Linked DNA regions of Homo sapiens: region 2 is linked to region 1. The links are chromatin loops, found by intact Hi-C in ENCODE. Cell type or tissue: pancreas. All regions are shown on one strand. Each heading gives the region's core, and the rest is flanking DNA. Links, peaks and the distances in the headings are about the cores only. Region 1 overlaps ANKRD34C-AS1 (ANKRD34C antisense RNA 1). Region 2 overlaps CTSH (cathepsin H).

The links. Hi-C counts contacts between places; a loop is a spot of excess contacts. Peaks named below come from ENCODE experiments on the same cell type or tissue, not always from the same donor. Only the 100,000 strongest peaks of a DNase experiment are listed, where the experiment ranks them.
Region 2: a loop joins it to region 1, with 3.0 times the contacts of the local background. A loop is called at or near these places in 39 of 110 quality-filtered maps.

What each region holds. Positions count from the first base shown.
Region 1 is chr15:79,190,679-79,200,828 of GRCh38, reverse strand. It overlaps ANKRD34C-AS1 (ANKRD34C antisense RNA 1), which reads left to right. Exons shown (of 2, transcript NR_038997.1): 2 at 8,727-9,122. Among named protein-coding and RNA genes, the nearest start is that of MIR184, 14 kb to the left of the region's middle. RefSeq lists an enhancer at 3,105-3,638. In pancreas, for the core only: no CTCF peak of the experiment used is centred there; no DNase peak of the experiment used is centred there; H3K27me3 peaks cover 410 bases.
Region 2 is chr15:78,919,847-78,928,921 of GRCh38, reverse strand. CTSH (cathepsin H) reads left to right here. Exons shown (of 12, transcript NM_004390.5): 9 at 1,141-1,209; 10 at 3,482-3,588; 11 at 5,804-5,929; 12 at 6,717-7,864. The coding sequence ends at 6,792. Among named protein-coding and RNA genes, the nearest start is that of CTSH, 21 kb to the left of the region's middle. RefSeq lists an enhancer at 3,514-3,563. In pancreas, for the core only: no CTCF peak of the experiment used is centred there; DNase peaks (open chromatin) are centred at 116, 1,679 and 3,678.

The DNA of each region.
Region 1 (10,150 bases), core at 1,246-9,245:
CAACCTCCAGTTGAGGAGCCCTGGAGGGAAGAAAAAGATATGGCTTGAGAAGATCTTATTCAAATGCTTGCATAGAGCACACTACACAAAATAATGCAACTTCTGGGCTCATCCAGAAGATCAAGGAAGAAAGCTTTAGAGGAAATGTGGGCTTATATTTCTAAAAGGCTGAGGAACATTACTCAGAGTGAGTGTGGGCCTGTAACTCCACTAACTGCCTACAGATCAGGGTCCCTCCATGTCCCCTCTGCTTTGTCCTGTCCCCAGTTGGACACATCAGAATTTCACAAAAAGATAACCTTCCCCTGCAGCACACAGGAGCTGTTTTTAGGTTTTGAACCTATCTGTGTTCAAGCAAAAGCATTTTTATTATGCATTGTGAAGGCGAAAAGTAAGCAAGCAAAAATCACATTCAGTCCAGGCCCCAAAATACGCACACAGCCCATGTACACACACAGCCAAGGTGTGGAAAGTGTGATTCAGCCTGGGAGGCTTCTCACCATATCTTCAAAGATGCTTGAAAACTGAAGACTGGATTAAAACGTTCCTACCCTTTGATCCTGCAATCTCCCTTCTTGGAAGCCCCATGCAAATAGCAGAAGATAGAAAAGAAAAAACTATGCACAGAGATGTTCCCTTCACCATTATGTATAATGGCCAAAACACTGGAATAACGAAAATGGCTGCTTTTAGAAATCAGGTGAAATAGGCCAGGCGTGGTGGCTCATGCTGTAATCCCAGCACTTTGGAAGGCTGAGGCAGGCGGATCACCTGAGGTCGGGAGTTTGAGACCAGCCTGACCAACATGGAGAAATCCCGTCTCTACTAAAAAATAAAAATAAAAATAAATAAATAAATAATACAAAAGAAATTAGCTGGGTGTGGTGGTGCAAATAAATAAATAAATACAAAAGAAATTAGCTGGGCATGGTAGTGCACGCCTGTAATCCCAGCTAGTCGGGAGGCTGAGGCAGGAGAATTGCTTGAACCCGGGGGGGTTGGGAGGTTGCTGTGAGCCAAGATATTTTTATTGCACTCCAGCCTGGGCAACAAGAGTGAAACTCTATCAAAAAAGAAAGAGAGAAAGAGAGAAAGAAAGAGAGAGACAGAGAGAAAGGAAGAAAGAAAGAAAGAAAGAAAGAAAGAAAGAAAGAAAGAAAGAAAGAAAGAAAGAAGAAAGAAAGAAAGAAAGAAAGAAAGAAAGAAAGAAAGAAAGAAAGAAGAAAGAAAAGAAAAATCAGGTGAAATAAACTGTGGTGCTTCCATTCTATGGGAAATGGTAATATTGGCCCCATTTACTGGATAATGTAGTGGTTTTAAAACATGTGTACACTTGGAAACAACCTAAGTGTCCATCAACAGATGAGTGGATAAAGAAAACATGGTAGGTACACACAATGGAGTACTATTCTGCCATCAAAAACGATGAGATCCTGTCATTTGCAATACCGTGGATGAAAGTAGAGGTCACTATGTTAAGTGAAATAATCCAGGCACAGGAAGACAAGCACATCACATGTTCTCTCTGATTTGTGGGAGCTAAAAATCAAAACAATTGAACTCATGGAGATAGACAGTAGAAGAATGGTTACCAGAGGCTGGGAAGGGTAGTGAAGGGGCTGGGGGGAGTTGGAGATGGTGAATTGGTACAAAAAATTAAAAGAATGAATAAGATCTACTATTCCATAGCAAAACAGGGTGACCATAGCCAACGATAATTTAATGGTACATTTTAAAATCACTAAAAAAGTATAACTGGACTGTTTGTAACACAAAGGATCAATGCTTGAGGAGAAGGATACCCCATTCTCCATGATGTCATTATTACGCATTGCATGCCTTATAAAAACATCTCATGTAACCCATAAATATATACACTTACTATGTACCCTCAAAAACTAAAAATTAAAAAAAAAAAGAGCCCACAGATTCTTTGACACTCACTCCATTAAGAGGTGGAGTCCATGTCCCCTCTCCTTGAGTCTGGATGAGCCTCTGTGGATGCCTCAATGAATAAAATGAGGTGGAAGTCATACTGTGTGACTCCCAGGGCTGGGATAAAAAAGGCCACAGAGCTTCTGCCAGGCTTTCTTGGGACACTTGCTCTGGGAACCCTGGGCCGCCACGTCAGGAGTCTGCCTGGAGGCCACCAGGCGGAGAGACCATGTGGAAAAAGGGATGCTTGAGGAGCCCCAGCTATTCCAGCCCCAGCTGTGTGAATCTCCCCAGCTCAGGAGCCAGACATGTGGGTGAAGATGACATTGAGAACACCCCAGCCCAGTCCCAGCCACTGAGTGACTGCAACCACCTGCGAGATCCTGAGAACCGCCGAGCTGAGCTCACTTAACTCCTGATGAAGAAAAATAAATTATTGTTATTCATTTAAGACACTGTTTGGGGATGGGTTGTTACACACCAATGAATAGCTGAAACAGAGAAATGGAGATTTACAAAGGTTTAGAATCATGCTCAAGGTCACATAACTAATAAGTGGGGAAGCCTGAGCCAGCATCTAAACTCAGGTCTTCAGCAGGGGAACTGGGACAAGAGTATAGTCTACTCGGCTGCAACGTAAGATAGCTCATACTAACTGGTGAGCAGAACCAGTGAGTGGAAGAAAGTTGTTGCTCTGTTGCAGAGCTCGGGTTCCTACTCAGCTTTTCCTGACATATCGATGTTTTGCACCGACAAGTTTGCAAAATGCACTAAAGCAGCCGAATGCTGCAGGCTGCAGAGGGAAGCAGGGCTGTGTGCAATGCCCATTATGGTGATCACTTTCTCTTGGCTCAGTTTGCCACATGGGCTCTTTTTGAAATTTTATTGCCTAATCCTCCCTGGCATTTGTGTATTTTGCCTTGGACTCCTTACCTCAGCAGCCTCAACCCCTCCTAACATCAGATCAGAAGTGCCTGTACAATGATGCCTGCCCTCAAAGACAGGGCTGACACTCCCCAGTGTCCCACAGTCCCTGTCTGGTCACTATGGTCCCTGTCATCCCCACTACTTGTCTGGCCCCTGTAGACATTTCCATTTGCAACCCTTGGCTTAAGATACCAAGAAGTTCTTCACGATGGAAATGCATTCATCTTTGCTTAACTCTGGTGTTCTCTGCTGGTTTGATCACATAATTAACTCTTCCCCCATCCCCTCTCCTATTTAATGCCTGCTGCAACATTCTTAGTCCTTGGCAGGCACAGTTTAGGAAAAGCTGGACTGTGTGACCATGGCAGCCTCTTCTAATTCTACTATCAGCACCTGGTCATTAACGGATTCAAGCTTTGGTGAGCTAGAGCCATCCTAAGGCATTCGCGGAATCTCTGGCTGCCCCCTTCCAGCTCCCAGTCTGCTGCCTTTACAATGCGGGAGTTAACGACCACTGTTACCCCTGCTGCTCCTCTTCCATGAGGATTTAGTGTCTCATACCCTTCTGTTTATGACATGAACTATCCTTCTGATGGTTAGGGCGCCCCTGTCCACCCAGTTCACCCTGCAAGCCACTCCAAGTGTCCTTTAAAAGGATGTGTATAACAAGAATGGATATCGGACTCGTGTGTTCAATGTAATTTAGTTGTCTCTGGGGATCAAAGAGCAAGACCACGTACTTGTAGCTGATATAGGAATAACAGCCCTTCATCCTAGAAAATGCCCACCCTGAAATAGGAAAAAAGGACTCTGTGGTGAGTTGAATTGTGGCCTCAGAAAATATAAATATGTCCAAGTCTTGACCCTTGGTACCTGTGAATGTGACCTTATTTGGAAATAGAGTCTTTGCAGATGTAAGTAAGTTAAGGCTCTTGCGATGAGATCATCCTTTATTTAGGGTAGGCCCTAAATCCAATAACTGTTGTCCTTACAAGAATAAGGAGAGGGAGATTTAAGACACACAGAGAAAAGGACCATGTGAAGATGGAGGCAGAGGTTGGAGTGGTGCCTCAACAAGCCAAGGGAGCCCCAAGCATGGCCCCAGCTGCCACAAGCTAGGAGAGAAACAAGGGACAGTTTCTCCCTCAGAGCCTCCGGAGGGAACCAATCCTGCCAACCCTTCAATCCTGAACGTCTGGCCTCCAGAACTGGGCGAATAAATTTCTATTGTTTTAAGCCACCAGATTTATGGTCATTTGTTACGGCAGTCATGGGAGACGAATACAGACTCCAGCGGCGGGTCTCAGAGGAGGAAAAATGGCCTCATCTCAGGGGCCACATGGCTGTGGGGAATAAGGGAGGAGTAGAGGGGGGCCCTGCTGAATGCCTGCAGGGTGGGGGCCAGGCTGGGAAGTCCCCAGGGAAGGACCTTAAAGATTAGCATCTTTGTAAGTGACGTCCTAGGCCGTGCTTCTTTTTTTTTTTTTTTTCATTCATGCATTCATTTTATTTTTTTCTCTTTATCCATTCATCTATTTTTTTTTAATTTTTTTAATTTTATTTTTTTAAAATTTTATTATTATTACACTTTAAGTTTTAGGGTATATGTGCACAATGTGCAGGTTTGTTACATGTGTATACATGTGCCATGTTGGTGTGCTGCACCCACTAACTCGTCATTTAACATTAGGTATATCTCCTAATTTTTATTCATTTTCACTCAACTCTCAGGAAAGCCTCATCAGTAATTAGGGCCTGGAGCCAGCTGTGCAGTTTGGGAAGTTGAGAGGAGAGCCTGAGGAGTGAAAAGGGAACACAGTCCCTCTCCCCTGAGTTCAGGGTGGCGGGTGCAGGGGAATCACTGGAATGGTGGAGGCTTCCAAGAAGAGGACCTCCCAGGGTCACAACCCCAGAGGCAGCCCCGAGCACAGGAAGAGGGACCAGGGTGCAAAGCCTTGACCGGCACCACCCTCTGAGCAAACAGGGAACTGCACCCCAAGGAACCCCCAGAAATAGGGCCATCGGACCTCTTCAGGGGAGTCTAACATCACAGGCAGTAGAGCTTTTATCCTATTTTCGTTTGACTAGTTAAAAGGAATGTGACCTTATTTTGCAGTCATAGGCTGGTGAAGCCCAAAACATTCAAGATAAGTGAATATGCCTGCAAAGTTTCCCCAAATAGCCAGGAAATTAGCACCCCCCAAAATAGCTGTGTGAGAGCGACGAGCAGGGCATAGCCTTGCTGCCTCCTTTCCTCCTCCTCCATTTCTGTCTTCTTCTCTCCCTCTTTCCCTCATCTGCCATTTTCTTCTCTTTTCTCTTGCTCCATTCCTCTTTTTTCTTCTTTCTGTCCTACATCCCTTCCTTCCACCTTCCAGACCCTCTCCTCTCCTCTCTCCCCATTTCGCAGGCTCCAAGCCCACAGCATACATTTCCCAACGGCCCCAGCAATTTCCCTGCAGGAGTCCCTTCCTGTCTTCACTTCTCTGTGGGTGCTGGCTGAGCAGCTAGCAGCGTGGCCTAGGGCTACCCATCAGGAAAGCTTCTGTGGGCACATGCTGAGGAGGGAGGTGCCCTGCAAGGACAGCTCCTCTTATTTTAAAAATGAGGTCGTAACATTCTTTCATTCCACTAACACCCCTGGCTAGGGCTTAGAGTGCCTACTGTGTGCCAGCTCACTGCTGCTGGGGAGCAGAAAGCTATGGTGAAAATATGTCCAGGAAGGTATGCTGTGCAGAAGGGAGACATCCAACCCTTTAGGGGGTTGAGAGCAGGGACAATTTATCCTAGGAGAGGGTGACCATATATTGTCATTCATTGTCCAGCTCAGGACACATTTGAGAGTGGTGATTTCACAGGGGCATCACCCTAGAAGATTGTTCAGGGGGTCCCCATTTGGAAGATAATGATACTGCAATTCAGACAAAGTGAACAGCATGAGGGGCTGCAAAACACTTTACAGGTTTTGGGTCATGCCTGTCATCAGGTGCAGCTGATGTGAGTTTGGAGAGATGATGGGATGGGAGACTGGACAAGTCAGTTTGGAGTCCATCTTTAAAAAGTCTTGAATGTGAAGCCAAGAGTTGTCTTTATTCCTCAAGGATTAAATACAATGATTTTTTTTTAATTTTTACTATTACATCAACCGGACCATAAAAAGGATATAAAAGAAAAAGGCAAAAAAAAAGCACACATCATATCAATAGATGGCAAAAAGTATTTCATAAAATCTAATATTTACTACTAATGATGAAAAAAATACTGTGGGGACTAAGATTAGAAGAATGCTTTCGTGAGATACTAAAATATCTATCCAAAAATAGCAATCAACAGGAAACACTGCAGTTGTTACCATTAAAATAAGGACTAAGACAAGAACACAGCCGGTCCTATTGTTGTGAAACATTGTTCTGAAGGGCTTGGTCAATGCCATAAGGCCTGGTAACAAATCGGATGCAAAATTATAAGAGAGAAGATGACAAAACTATACTCATTTTCAGGCAATATGATTTTCTACCTGGAAAAAAAATCCATTCAAGTTTAATAAAGTTGATTGTTCTATAAAGAATATATAAATATCAATAACATTCCTAAATATCATCTATAATTAGAAAATATGATGGGAAAATATGCTATACACATTTCATATGAATATATGTATATATAGGTATGTGAATGTGTATATATGAAAATAAACTTAGTAAGAAATATGTAAGTCCTATAAGAAAAAAATGCTAACATTCATTGAGAAAGTCAGGGGAAGACTTTATTTATTTATTTAGAGACAGGGTCTCGCTCTGTAACCCAGGCTAGAGTGCAGTGGCACCATCATAGCTCACTGCAGCCTCAAACTCCTGGCCTCAAATGATCCACCTGCCTCAACCTCCCAAAGTGCTGGGATTACAGGCATGAGCCACTGTGCCCAGCCAGAAGATTTTAATAATTAGAAATATAGGGCATTTCCTTGAGGCAGAAGATTATATTATAAAGATGTCTAATCCCAATAGAAATCATAACCAAATTTTATAACACTTATTTTTAAAGTTTGTACAATGAAAAATGAGTAAAGAAAAAAAACAAGATAATATCCGAAATACAAAAGCACTGAGAGGTAACTGAGCTTATAATGTATCAATATGCCCTGCAAAGCTTCAATACTTAAAACAGTGCACTGTCAATGTGAGAAACGACAAATCAATGGAAAGTCCTGAAATGGCTGACTGTGCACATAAGTAACAAAGCAAAATATCTACATTTTCTGTCAAACTCTGGTGGGATTTTTGGAAGCTACAAAAATGCCAAAATGGCAGGCAGCTCCAAGTGATGGAGACTTAAACCTGACCACTATGTTAAGGCTGGCTGGTTTTTCCTTCTGGCATAATTTCCTGAAATGACCCTTCAGTCAAGTAAGCACCAAGTCAATACTGGGGGACAAGATGTGTAAAACACCAGTGTGGCAGAAACAATGGCATCCATCAAACATCCATCAGCCTCCTGCTCATCCCCACCACCACCTCCTTGCCAGCTGCCTTATTGCCGGCCAGAGCCATGTGACCAGCTCTGGCCGGGGCTATGGCAGAGAGTGACAGGTGCTACTTTCAGCCTAAAACCTAGAAGAGCCTGGTGTGACCTTCCAGATGTCTCTTCCCCTGCCATGGCAACCAAGGAAGCAAGTATTTAAGAGAATGCCGTCCGTCACACAGTAACAAAGCCTCCGTGACTCGCTCCCTGTGTGGAGTGGAGTCTCCTGCTGACCCTTAATGGACAGGCAGTGTGAAGGAAAAATGAACCCTTGTTGTGATAGGCCACTAAAATACTGGGATTTATGAGTGACTGTAGGAGAACCCAGCTTATTCTAGAACCCAGCTTATTCTGACTAACACCACCAGTCATCTGGATGTTGGCATTTCAGAGCACAGGTTCCAGCACATGCTGCACAACAGAATCATCTGGGAGCTTTTTGAAAATGCCAGTTCCTGGGCCAACCCTTTAAGAGCTTCTGACTCTGTCGCTCTGAGTGTGGCTCGGACATCAGTCATTTCAAGTGTTCCCCAGGTGATTAATTGTACTGTGCAGCCGCAGTTGAAAAACCGCAGCTGCCTTTCTTAAGAAGCTCTGTGTCGTGTCGGGTAATGTTACATGTGGTTCGTGTTTGAGTGAGCATCTGCTCTGCAGACTTGGTTCTTCCCAGGCACCAAGAAGCATTCCTGTGTTTTCCACTGGATTGGCACTGTCCTGGGCTTGCATACAGTTGCTGGTGCTTGAGAAGCTGTGTGTGTGCCTTTACGAAGCTTAGATAACAGGCAATCTGAGGCTGGGGAAACGCCATCTTTGCCCTGTGTTAGAGGCACTTCTATAAATAGGCAAGCAGAGCCTGCAGGTGGGAAATTCAACCTGGAATGTGCAGTCAATGTCCTGCACACCAAGCATTCAAAACTAAGACCCTCTTGGCTTTTGGAGGCAGGCTGATCTCACATTCCTGTATTCTGATGCCACGTCCCTACTGGGGTCAGGAGAGGAGCCGACACTGTGGGCGGGATTTCTGTTGAAGACAGTGACCGTTTCTGCTGTCACCATCAGCCTGGGACCAGGGTGTCAGGCATGGAGTCTGGATTCTAGGGACTGCAGACGGCTTATGAGGCTCTCACACTGCGAAGTGAGGCCCACGGCCTGAGAGAGGCCCAGTGCTAGGCAAGGAGACCATCACATCAAATCACAACTCTCTGTTGTGAAACTTGATCCTGAAAGTTTTGTATAGTCTCATCAAAATTTACAAGCTGGTTTCTGCGCCACTTTGGAAATTAAGGGGCCCTGTGCTTGCGATGGAATCATAAAGGATGTCTCCTCTCTTGTCCCCACCCCAGGCCTGCACAGTGGCAGCAGCTGTGGCCAGAGGGACACCAGTGGACACAGAGGCCCAGGGAGAGGAGCAGAGGCCAGCAGGAAACAGCAAATGCAGAGGCCCAAAGTGACCAGGACACCGTCCTTGTGCACATCCTGGGAGGAGCCGACGTCTAAAGAAGGGCTGAAGCCTGAAAATCTGGCATGACTAGAGCTCAAAGTCATGGCTGCTTGGGGCACTGTTAGAAATGTGCCTCCTTGTGTTCTCCCAGTGATGTGATAAAGGTGGCATCTCACTGAAAAGGACCAGGGTTAGGAGGGCTCAGGAGCTATGGGGTGGCCCAGGGACAGAGAGCTGCTCATCAAAATCAGTGTCAAAGCTGCATGTGCAGCCCTGGTGCTCGGGGGGCTCTGGTGCAGGGTGTGCTGTGGCGTTCCTCGACGACGATGTTGCTTTACTGGGGGAAGTATCCTGGTACTGGCAGGGTCAGAAGAGGGTAGTGAGGAGTGTGGTGCTTCTGGGAGCCATGTGAATTGAAGTGGAATAATTAGCCAGGCATGGTGGAGGGTGCCTGTAATCCTAGCTACTCAGGAGGCTGAGGCAGGAGAATCACTTAAACCTGCGCAGAGGCTGCAGTGAGCTGAGATCACACCGCTGCACTCCAGCCTGAGCGACAAGAGTGAAACTCGGTCTCAAAAAAGATATAGATAGATATAGATAGATACAGATGATAGATAGATAGATATCTGAAAGATTCACAGAGAGTAAATGACAGTGTCCAAACAAAAAGTGTCCTTTCCGCCCTTGCACAGTGCCGCCCCCATTCCAAAAACTCCCTTTCCACTGACCTGCTGCCTGTGTGCATTGTAATCCAGCTCACTCTCTCCCACTCAGAGCTGCCAGGCAGGGCTACAAACACAGGGCACGAAGCTGCCGTCCTCCCTACCTGGCCAGTGGCAAACATCACTAAACCCAGCCACCCTTCCCACCAAACCTGCCCGAGGCCTTGGGCTTCTTCCCATCACAGCGGTCCACACAGCCACCGCCTGCCAGTCAGCATTAGTTACAGCCACCTGACGCTTGTCTTCAAATCCAAGAGAGAGGTGCAGGTCAACTGTGACCCTGGGGCCGAGGCCAAGTCAACCACACCCATTTGTTTGGGTATCACCTATGCTGTGCTCATACTGCAAAGGCCAAGTTGAGCAGTTGAGACAGAGACTGTGTGGCCCACAAAGCCTAAGATATTGACCACCTGGCCCTTTACAGGAAAAGCCTGCCAACCCCAGTTAGAAGCAAAGCATGCTCAAATTTGTATTTTTTTTCCCAGAATAAGATTGTCATTAAACTTATAAATAGGGTTTCTTAACCTATTCACACAGTGAAATGCAGACAGCCCGAGAGTTGTTATCTAAACTAAAAAAGAAGAGAATGGGAAAACCTAATTAT
Region 2 (9,075 bases), core at 1-8,000, 270 kb after region 1:
TTATTTCCCCTCGTGGTGATGAGCAGCACTGGCCTCCCTCAGAATTTCCCAGGTGTCCACAGTCCTGTTGGGCCGGTCCCCCTCTCCACCCCACCCTGCCGCCAGCCTGCTGACCACCACAGACCTCACATGACTCCCTTGGCCCATCTGTGTCGCTGACCACTCAGACCGGGGCCTCCATCCAGACCCCTGAGGGTGGCCTCCCCCAGGCCTCTCAAACCCAGCTCAGACCCCACGCCTGCCTCGATCAGAATGCCGCCGAGGCTCCATGCGGCCTTCGGGAGAAAGCCCAGACTCCAACTCAGTCTCCCTGTCTCTTTTACTCTCCCTTCTTTTTTTTTTTTTTTTTTTTTTTTTGAGACGGAGTCTTGCTCTGTTGCCCAGGCTGGAGTGCAATGGCGCAATCTCGGCTCACTGCAACCTCCGCCTCCCGAGTTCAAGCAGTTATCTGCCTCAGCCTCCTGAGTAGCTGGGAGTACAGGCACCCGCCACCACGCCCAGCTAACTTTTTATATTTTTAGTAGAGACAGGGTTTCACCATCTTGGCCAGACTGGTATTGAACTCCTGGCCTCGTGATCTACCGCCTCGGCCTCCCAAAGTGCTGTGATTACAGGCGTGAGCCACCGTGCCCGGCCAACTCTCCCTTCTTAACCTCACGCCCAGGCCCAGCCACATGCTGGTTCCTAAATGCCAGGTCCTACCCTCCCTCTAGTTCTGTCCCTTGTCCTGCTGCCTTCTCTCCTGCCTTGAAAGGGCTGCGCTTCCCTCCTTGTGACCTTACCCCTGCACCTGCCTCTTGCCAGCATTGTTTTTTGGGCTGAGACTGTCCCCACTCCCCTGCCTCACAGGCTCTGACTCGGCCTCCACTTCTCAGTGAGTTTCCTCAGGCCGGGTGAGGCCCCTCCTCAGGCTCCCACCACACACCATGTGTGCCCACCTCTGCCAAAGCCAGCACAGGACCATCTGCTACCAGACCCTAAGCTCCTTGAGGACAAGGATGCTTTAATTCTCTCTGAAATTATCCCATCCCCCAGGCCCTGGCACATCTTGTTTTGTTTAGTAAATGTTATTGAACTGCGTGGGGAGGCTGAGACTTCGGGTCCATAACCTGTATTTCATGCCCTTTGCATCCTCAACAGGATGGTTATTGCAAGTTCCAACCTGGAAAGGCCATCGGCTTTGTCAAGGATGTAGCCAACATCACAATCGTGAGTGCCGATCCCCCTCTGGGATGGGGAATGTGTCCTGATGAGGAGGCCTCTCTCATGCTGTCGGATAGCCAGTGGGCCCAGCAAGGCAGCCCTTCTGGCAGCACATCCCTTTGACGAGTTCATATTATCCCTGGGTCTCAGTCGCTGTGATGGTGGCGAGGCAGGAGATGGGAGGGAGAGCGCAAACTGGCAGGCAGGCCCTCTGGTTCTGAACTCCAGATCCACACATGCCTTCATTCTTTTGGTTCTGTTTTCTTGCTTGTAAAATGCAAGCAATTGTCCGCATCCTGCAGAAGAGGGTATGAGCACGTGCTTGACACAGCGTGTGTGAAACTGAGGAGGGTGAGTGTGTGTCACTCAGGATGAGCCAGGTTCTGTTGCAATAACAACCGTGCCCAATCTGCATGGCTGACAACAGTCAAAGGGTGTGTGGCACTCCTGCGCCCATGCACAGCTTAGGGAGGGTGGTGTGTGCTCCGTGTCATTGGCCTCACGCCAGGACTAGAGGGAAAGAAGGTGGTAAATGATGCCCTAGCTCTAAAGCCAAAACAAGCCGCCCAGTCACAGTTGACCTCAAGTGAATAGGGAAGTGTGGTCTTACCCTGCTTCTCCCAGAGAGAACTGGAACGTGAATGAACGCCTTCGTGACTGCAGTGTGCATGCATGCAAGTGTGGGAGGGTGTGTGAGGAGTGGAGGAATATCGCTTAGGTTGTGTGTGCGCCCACGAATGTATGTACAGTTCACAAACGTGATGTCTGTGTAATGACAGCGGCTGCCATTTAGTTGAAGCATGTGCCAAGCTCTCAGCAATAACATCTTAACTTGATGGAGTACTTCTAGGTGCTGTACCAACCCTCAATACGCACTATCCCCTCTAGACCCGAACTGGCCCTAGGAGATGAGTATCCTTATTACCTCATTTGACAGGTGAGGAAACGGGGGCTCCAAGTGGTTAAGTAATGTGCCCAAGGCCACAGAGCTAGGAAATAGATGCTGGATTTGAACTAAGAATGTGTCATTCCAGAACCAGGGCTCATTGCCTTGACAACATACAGCGCAAATCCTGTACTCAGGATGTCACCCTCTTCAGAATGTTGCTGCTGTCACTCAAGCTGGCTGCTCTGGGCCATGATATCCCAAGGACAGGTGAATTTGGGCCTCAAAGGTATCCCTTTGCATGGTCCCCAGGAGAGCCTCATTGGTGACACCTGCAGGGCCCTGACGACCAGGCCAGAACTAGCATTCAGCCCTCTTGGGCAGGCCCATGGGGTGGAAATGGTGCCACCTGCAGAAGTCATCGCCCCTGTGCTGGGCTGGCCTCTGTGCCCTCCATGTCTCAGATATGCCCTGACCTGTTGGGCTCACAAGGCCTTGTCCACATACCAGGAAGGAGGGCACTCCCTTGCCAGGCACCTGTTTGCTTTTCACAGCTGGGTCTCTGTCCACCCCTCTAGGGAGGCAGGACTGAGGGAGGCTGGGCGCCCCGTCCCTCCTGCACTTGCTTTCCTTCAGTAGGGCCCTGGCCTCAGCACAGGTAACTTCCCCCCTCATTTCAGCTCCCAGAGGTCTCTTGGTTAGTGCACTTGAACCCAGCCACCCCCAACCCAGAAGCTCCAAAAAGTGCCAATGCCTGGGACCCACCCTGCAGATACTGTTGTAGTTGGTCTGAGGCACAGCCTGGACTTGGGGTTTTTTTAAGGTTCTGCATGGGGTTCTACCTGCTGCTGTCACCTGGTCTCTGCAGCTCTGTTCCAAAGCTGCAGCCTCCAGGAAGCCACCCTGACTTCCCCCCACCTACCTTCCCCCTTGGAGGGGACAGGTTCTACTCAGAAGTCACACAGCCCTCGGATGGGTCTTCTCGTTTCCACCGCCATCTGGGACCTACCCGTCCATGGTTTATAACCCCTGTGTTCTAGCAGCAAAGCTTTGTAGACTCTGGGTTTATGGGTGTAGGGGTGAGAGCTGCTGGCCCAGGAGAGGACCTCAGGGAATGGATGTGAATGACTGAATGAGTAGGTCCACGCTGTACCCCGTGGTCCCTATCTCAGAGGGTGCAGGGTTTCCTAGGAGCAGAGTTGGGGAGAGGAACGAGAGATGGCCAGACAGACCCAGCCAGAGACAGGAAGGGAGAGAGGCCGCAGGGGAGCTGCTTCTGGCCATCCATGCTGCTCTGGGCCTCTAGCCCCTAGCTTGAGGCAAAAGGCTGTACTGTGAAAGGAGTGGGGAGGTGACAGGCCATGTGTTTCTGTCTCGGTCCTGTTTCCACAGTATGACGAGGAAGCGATGGTGGAGGCTGTGGCCCTCTACAACCCTGTGAGCTTTGCCTTTGAGGTGACTCAGGACTTCATGATGTATAGAACCGGCATCTACTCCAGGTGAGTCAGGGTCCCAGGAGCCAGGAGGGACAGTGGGGAGGGGCTTGGTGGGCCTCCTCACACCCCACTCGTGGGACTTGGGCTCGTGGCCCAGACTCCTGTGTGTCAGACCCTTCATGACACCTGCCAGGTGCTGGGCGTTTTGCACATCCCTCAGTTAATCCTCACACAGCCCCAAGGGCCAGGAGCCATGGCCTCTTCTCACAGCAAAGGAGAGGTGGTCAGAAGGGATACGACAGACACAGGCCACCTGGCTAGTGAGAGCTAGGGCCAAAATTTGAGAGCTTTGTGCTCCTTAACAGAAGAGTTGCCTCCAGTTTAAAAAAAACCCATGTTCAGGCCAGGCGTGGTGGCTCATGCCTGTACTCCCAGCACTTTGGGAGGCCGAGGCAGGTGGATCACTTGAGGCCAGGAGTTCAAGACCAGCCTGGCCAACATGGCGAAACCCCATCTCTACTAAAAATACAAAAAAAAAAAAAAAGCCAGCGTGGTGGTGCATGCCTATAATCCCAGCTACTCGGGAGGCTGAGACACAAGAATGGCTTGAACCTAGGAGGTGGAAGTAGCACTAAGCCAAGATCGTGCCACTGCACTCCAACCTTGGTGACAGAGCAAAGCTCTGTCTCAGAAAAAAAAAAAAATACCCATGTTTAAAGATTTGAAGACGTAAAATAGGGAGAAGAGTAGCTGCCCTCACACACTAGGATCCTGTGCTGGAGGAGTCACCCCAGGCTTCTTCAGAAAAACCAAGCTTTAGCCTCTTTACTATGGGGTTTCTCTCACCCACACCTTTTCGCCTGCCTGGTTTGCAGCCTCATTTCCCTCCCTTCATCAGTTGCTGCCCGTTAACGTCACTCACTAATGTCACTCACGTCTGTGCTCTCCTCTCCCTCCCTGAGGCTCTGCCCTGGTCACCATTGTCCTTGGACCCCCTAACCCCCCACACACTGTTCCAGCTTCCACTGGGAGCTGTCTGCCTTCTGAAACACTCCTCTTGCCAACGCCAACCTTTGAACACACCAGTGTCCCTGCTTTCCCAGGGTCCTACCCTGAGGGGGACCCTCATGATCTGGTCCTCCCTCTTTTTCCACACTCATCTGCCATCAAACCCGTCCCCGCCGTTCCACCCTGCAGCCCCCACCCCAGCCACGCAGAAGGGTTCGCAGTTCCATGGGCGTTCCCCGCCTCCACAGGGAGCCTTCCCTGACCCACCCTGCCCACCCTCCCCCCCCCCCCCGCTGGGTTGGATCCCCCCCACCTCCTGGGGGCTCTGTCGCCCTCCCACTGTCAGAGCCCTCAGGCCACTGTAGAGAAGCAGCCTCTTTGCCAACCTGCTCCCTGCCAAACAGGGCTTCCAAGGGACAGTTATGCATGCTGCCTGGATCCCGGCACCTGGCCCTGGCGCGAGCCTATGGCCCACTTACACATCAGCTGAATTCACACCTGACCACTGCAGTTTGTTCTCTTGAATTTCTTGGAATTTCCTTATGGAGGCTAGTTCACTTTTGTAAACAGAAAAAGTTGTATTTTTGCCATAGGTATAAAGTAATATTTAATAAATGCAGTGGCAACAAAGCAAAGCTGTGTTAAAGTCTGCCAGACACTGTTGCCTACAGAAGGTGCAGCAGGAAGGTGGCTCTCTCCTTGCCAGGAAAGAGGGAGTAGAAAGTGTCAGGGGTGAGACACGGGCCAGCACCATATGGAGATTCTCCTGACAGAAGCAGAAGAACCAAAAGAACTGAAAGGGCCGGGTGCGGTGGCTCACACCTGCAATCCCAGCACTTTGGGAGGCCGAGGTGGGTGGATCACCTGAGGTCAGGAGCTCGAGACCAACCTAGCCAACATGATGAAACCCTGTCTCTACCCAAAATACAAAAATTAGCTGGGTGTGGTGGTGCACGCCTGTAATCAGGCTACTCGGGAGTCTGAGGCAGGAGAATCGTTTGAACCCTGGAGGTGAAGGTTGCAGTGAGCAGAGATTGCACCATTGCACTCCAGCCTGGGCAACAGAGTGAGACTCCGTCTCAAAAGAAAAAAAGAACTGAAAGGAGTTCTCTCACGGAGACTAAATGTGATTACATCACCACCTTACATGCCTCCCTGGTCCGCTGTGGGGAACATTGCTCTAAAGCGCTCAAAGAGGCGTTGTTGGATGGGACTGTCATTGCTTTTATCCTTCCCATATGATCACCTCTTTTTGAATTTTGTTTTCCAGTACTTCCTGCCATAAAACTCCAGATAAAGTAAACCATGCAGTACTGGCTGTTGGGTATGGAGAAAAAAATGGGATCCCTTACTGGATCGTGAAAAACTCTTGGGGTCCCCAGTGGGGAATGAACGGGTAAGCAGCTCCCAGGTCCCACTTCTGGGAGGGGGATGTTGCTCAGGCCTGGAGGCCCTGGGGGCATCACTTCCACCTCAGAGTTACGGCTTCCACAGACGAGCTGGTCAGCCAAGCCCTAGGCCAGGCCAGGGGGAAAGGGAGCATGAGAATGTAGCCTCCACATTTCCAAGCCCCCATTTGCAGCCCTCACAGGGCCCCAGGTCTTTAGGACGCTGCAGGGAGAGCAGGAGGCCAGCTGGCTCAGAAGGACTGCTAGGAAAACAGCTCAGAACTTGGAACTCTGCTGGCACGAAATCAGTGTCTGGGAGGGTCCGTCTTTGAGAAATCAAAGCAACAAATGTACCCCTGATCACTGACAGCCCCTCCTTCCGGGAGAAAAGGCTGGCATGGGGCGGCCTGGGTGTATATGCTGCTGTGCCTTTGTCCTGTCCTCCCAGATTCCATGTCCTTGTCTGAAAAGGAGAGCTTTCCTGTTCCCTCGGGCTCCTGGTGATAAAATAGCTGTGTGAGGGCCCGGCCAGGGCTAAGAGGGGGCCCTCGGTAAATTTTCGGGAGAAGTGGGATATGGATCATTCATTTGGCAGCTAAGGAGAGGGAAGAATGAATTCTTCACAAAGTCAGGTCCGTGATTTGCCGGTGATCAAATAAGCCGAATGCTACTGTTTTATGAATAAATTTAGAGGGTCTCACCCCTGAAGTCAGCTCTTGGTGAGCAGCAAAACATTCTAGAAAGGCCTGTGGTGGGGAGACCGCCGGCCGGGCCTCAGCTCCTCTTTCTGCCCAGGTACTTCCTCATCGAGCGCGGAAAGAACATGTGTGGCCTGGCTGCCTGCGCCTCCTACCCCATCCCTCTGGTGTGAGCCGTGGCAGCCGCAGCGCAGACTGGCGGAGAAGGAGAGGAACGGGCAGCCTGGGCCTGGGTGGAAATCCTGCCCTGGAGGAAGTTGTGGGGAGATCCACTGGGACCCCCAACATTCTGCCCTCACCTCTGTGCCCAGCCTGGAAACCTACAGACAAGGAGGAGTTCCACCATGAGCTCACCCGTGTCTATGACGCAAAGATCACCAGCCATGTGCCTTAGTGTCCTTCTTAACAGACTCAAACCACATGGACCACGAATATTCTTTCTGTCCAGAAGGGCTACTTTCCACATATAGAGCTCCAGGGACTGTCTTTTCTGTATTCGCTGTTCAATAAACATTGAGTGAGCACCTCCCCAGATGGAGCATGCTGGTCCTGGGCCATGACTCAAACCAGGTCTGTCCTCGCCACTCAGTCTCCCAGGAGGGAGGCATCAGGGGGTGTCCAGGCTCTGGCTGGGAGGATGGTGGGGGTGCTGGCGGTATTATCCACCAGATGGGGTATCCAGGATGAAGAGCAGGCTTAATTTGAGATCTTGACTATTTGTCCCAAACCTGAGTGGAGAGGTGGGGAGGAAGGAGAAAAACGGGCCAAGCTGCGGCAGAGGCAGGATTCAAACCCACAATGTCAGCCCAGAAGCCTGTACTTCTCTGTGTGGCCTCCCCAGTCTCAGCTGCCTACTCCTACTCAGACTCTGCCCCCCACCTCCACATGAGACTGCCCACCCCTTCCTCACCAACCCCTTATTTATTTCAAACGTGCCCAGATGCTCCTGTCGTTTCCACACCATCCCTTCCCTTATCTTGCCTTTTGAGAAATCTTGATCTCTGTTTAGAGGGCGGCCATGAAGTTGCTGCTGCTTCCTGAAGCCTCCGGGCTCTGGGATGTCTGTAGAACAAGCTGGAGTCCACCAGCTCTTTGTCCTATGGCTCACAGACTTTCTTAATGATAAAAGCTGTCATCTTATTTGGGCTTCCTGAAAAGCTAAAGGCTTGAGAATATTTGAAAAATATATATGTTCATGATAAGGCTTATTTAGATAATGCAAATATAGTTTAATTTATTAGAAAATTCTAGTAACATAAGACCACAACTGTATAAGACAAAAAACAATCACCTTGCTAGGCATGGTGGCTCACGCCTATAATCCCAGCACTTTGGGAGGCCGAGGCAGGTGGATCACCTGAGGTCAGGAGTTTGAGACTAGCCTGGCCAACATGGTGAAACCCCGTCTCTAATAAAAATACAAAAAAAAAAATTTAGCCAGGAGTGGTAGTGCACACCTGTAGTCCCAGCTACTCGGGAGGGTGAGGCAAGAGAATCGCTTAAGCCTGGGAGATGGAGGTTGCAGTGAGCTGAGATCATGCCACTGCACTCCAGCCTCAAAAAAAAAATAATAATAATAATAGACTTCATTGGATGGAATTCTATTCTAGATTTAAAAAAAAACTAACATGAAATGAAAGCATAATTTCTTTTTCTTTCTTTTTTTTTTTTTTTTTTTAGATGTAGTCTCACTCTGTCACCCAGGCTGGAGTGCAGTGGTGTGATCTCAGCTCACTGCAACCTCCACCTCCCCAGTTCAAGCGATTCTCCTGCCTCAGCCTCCTGAATAGCTGGGATTACAGGCATGCACCACCACTCCTGGCTAATTTATGTATTTTTAGTAGAGATGGGGTCTCACCATGTTGGTCAAGCTGGTCTCGAACTCCTGACCTCAAGTGATCCCAAAGTGCTGGGATTACAGGAGTGTGAGCAACCGCACCCAGCCTGAAAGCATAATTTCTGAATTTGACAAAGATTCTCAAATCAATGGTCAGTTGTATAAAAGGATTCCCATTGAAGTCAGTGGTATAAAAGGATTCCCATTGAAGATACATGGCAAATAAGTCTAAGGGTACCATTCTTGCTTACATCTATCTGGAAGATCTGGCTGCTGTGATAAATAAACCCAATTAATATTTGCAGACAGCATGATAATGTGGCTAAAAACATTCAGGAGAATCAACAAAACTTAGAACTAATGAAAGAGTTCTGAAAGTGGCTGGATACCAGAAAAAAAAATCAAAAACTCAGAAAAAATACACTATTTTTTGTTACTATTGCAACTTTACTATTGCAACAAAACCAGCAGCTAGGAATAACCACCAAAAAGTCTTATATGAAGAAAATTACTAAATTAATAACACTATAAAGGAAGACTTAGATAAATGGAGAGCCACCATATTCTTTTGTTGTTGTTGTTGAGACAGAGTCTCACACTGTTGCCCGGGCTGGAGTGC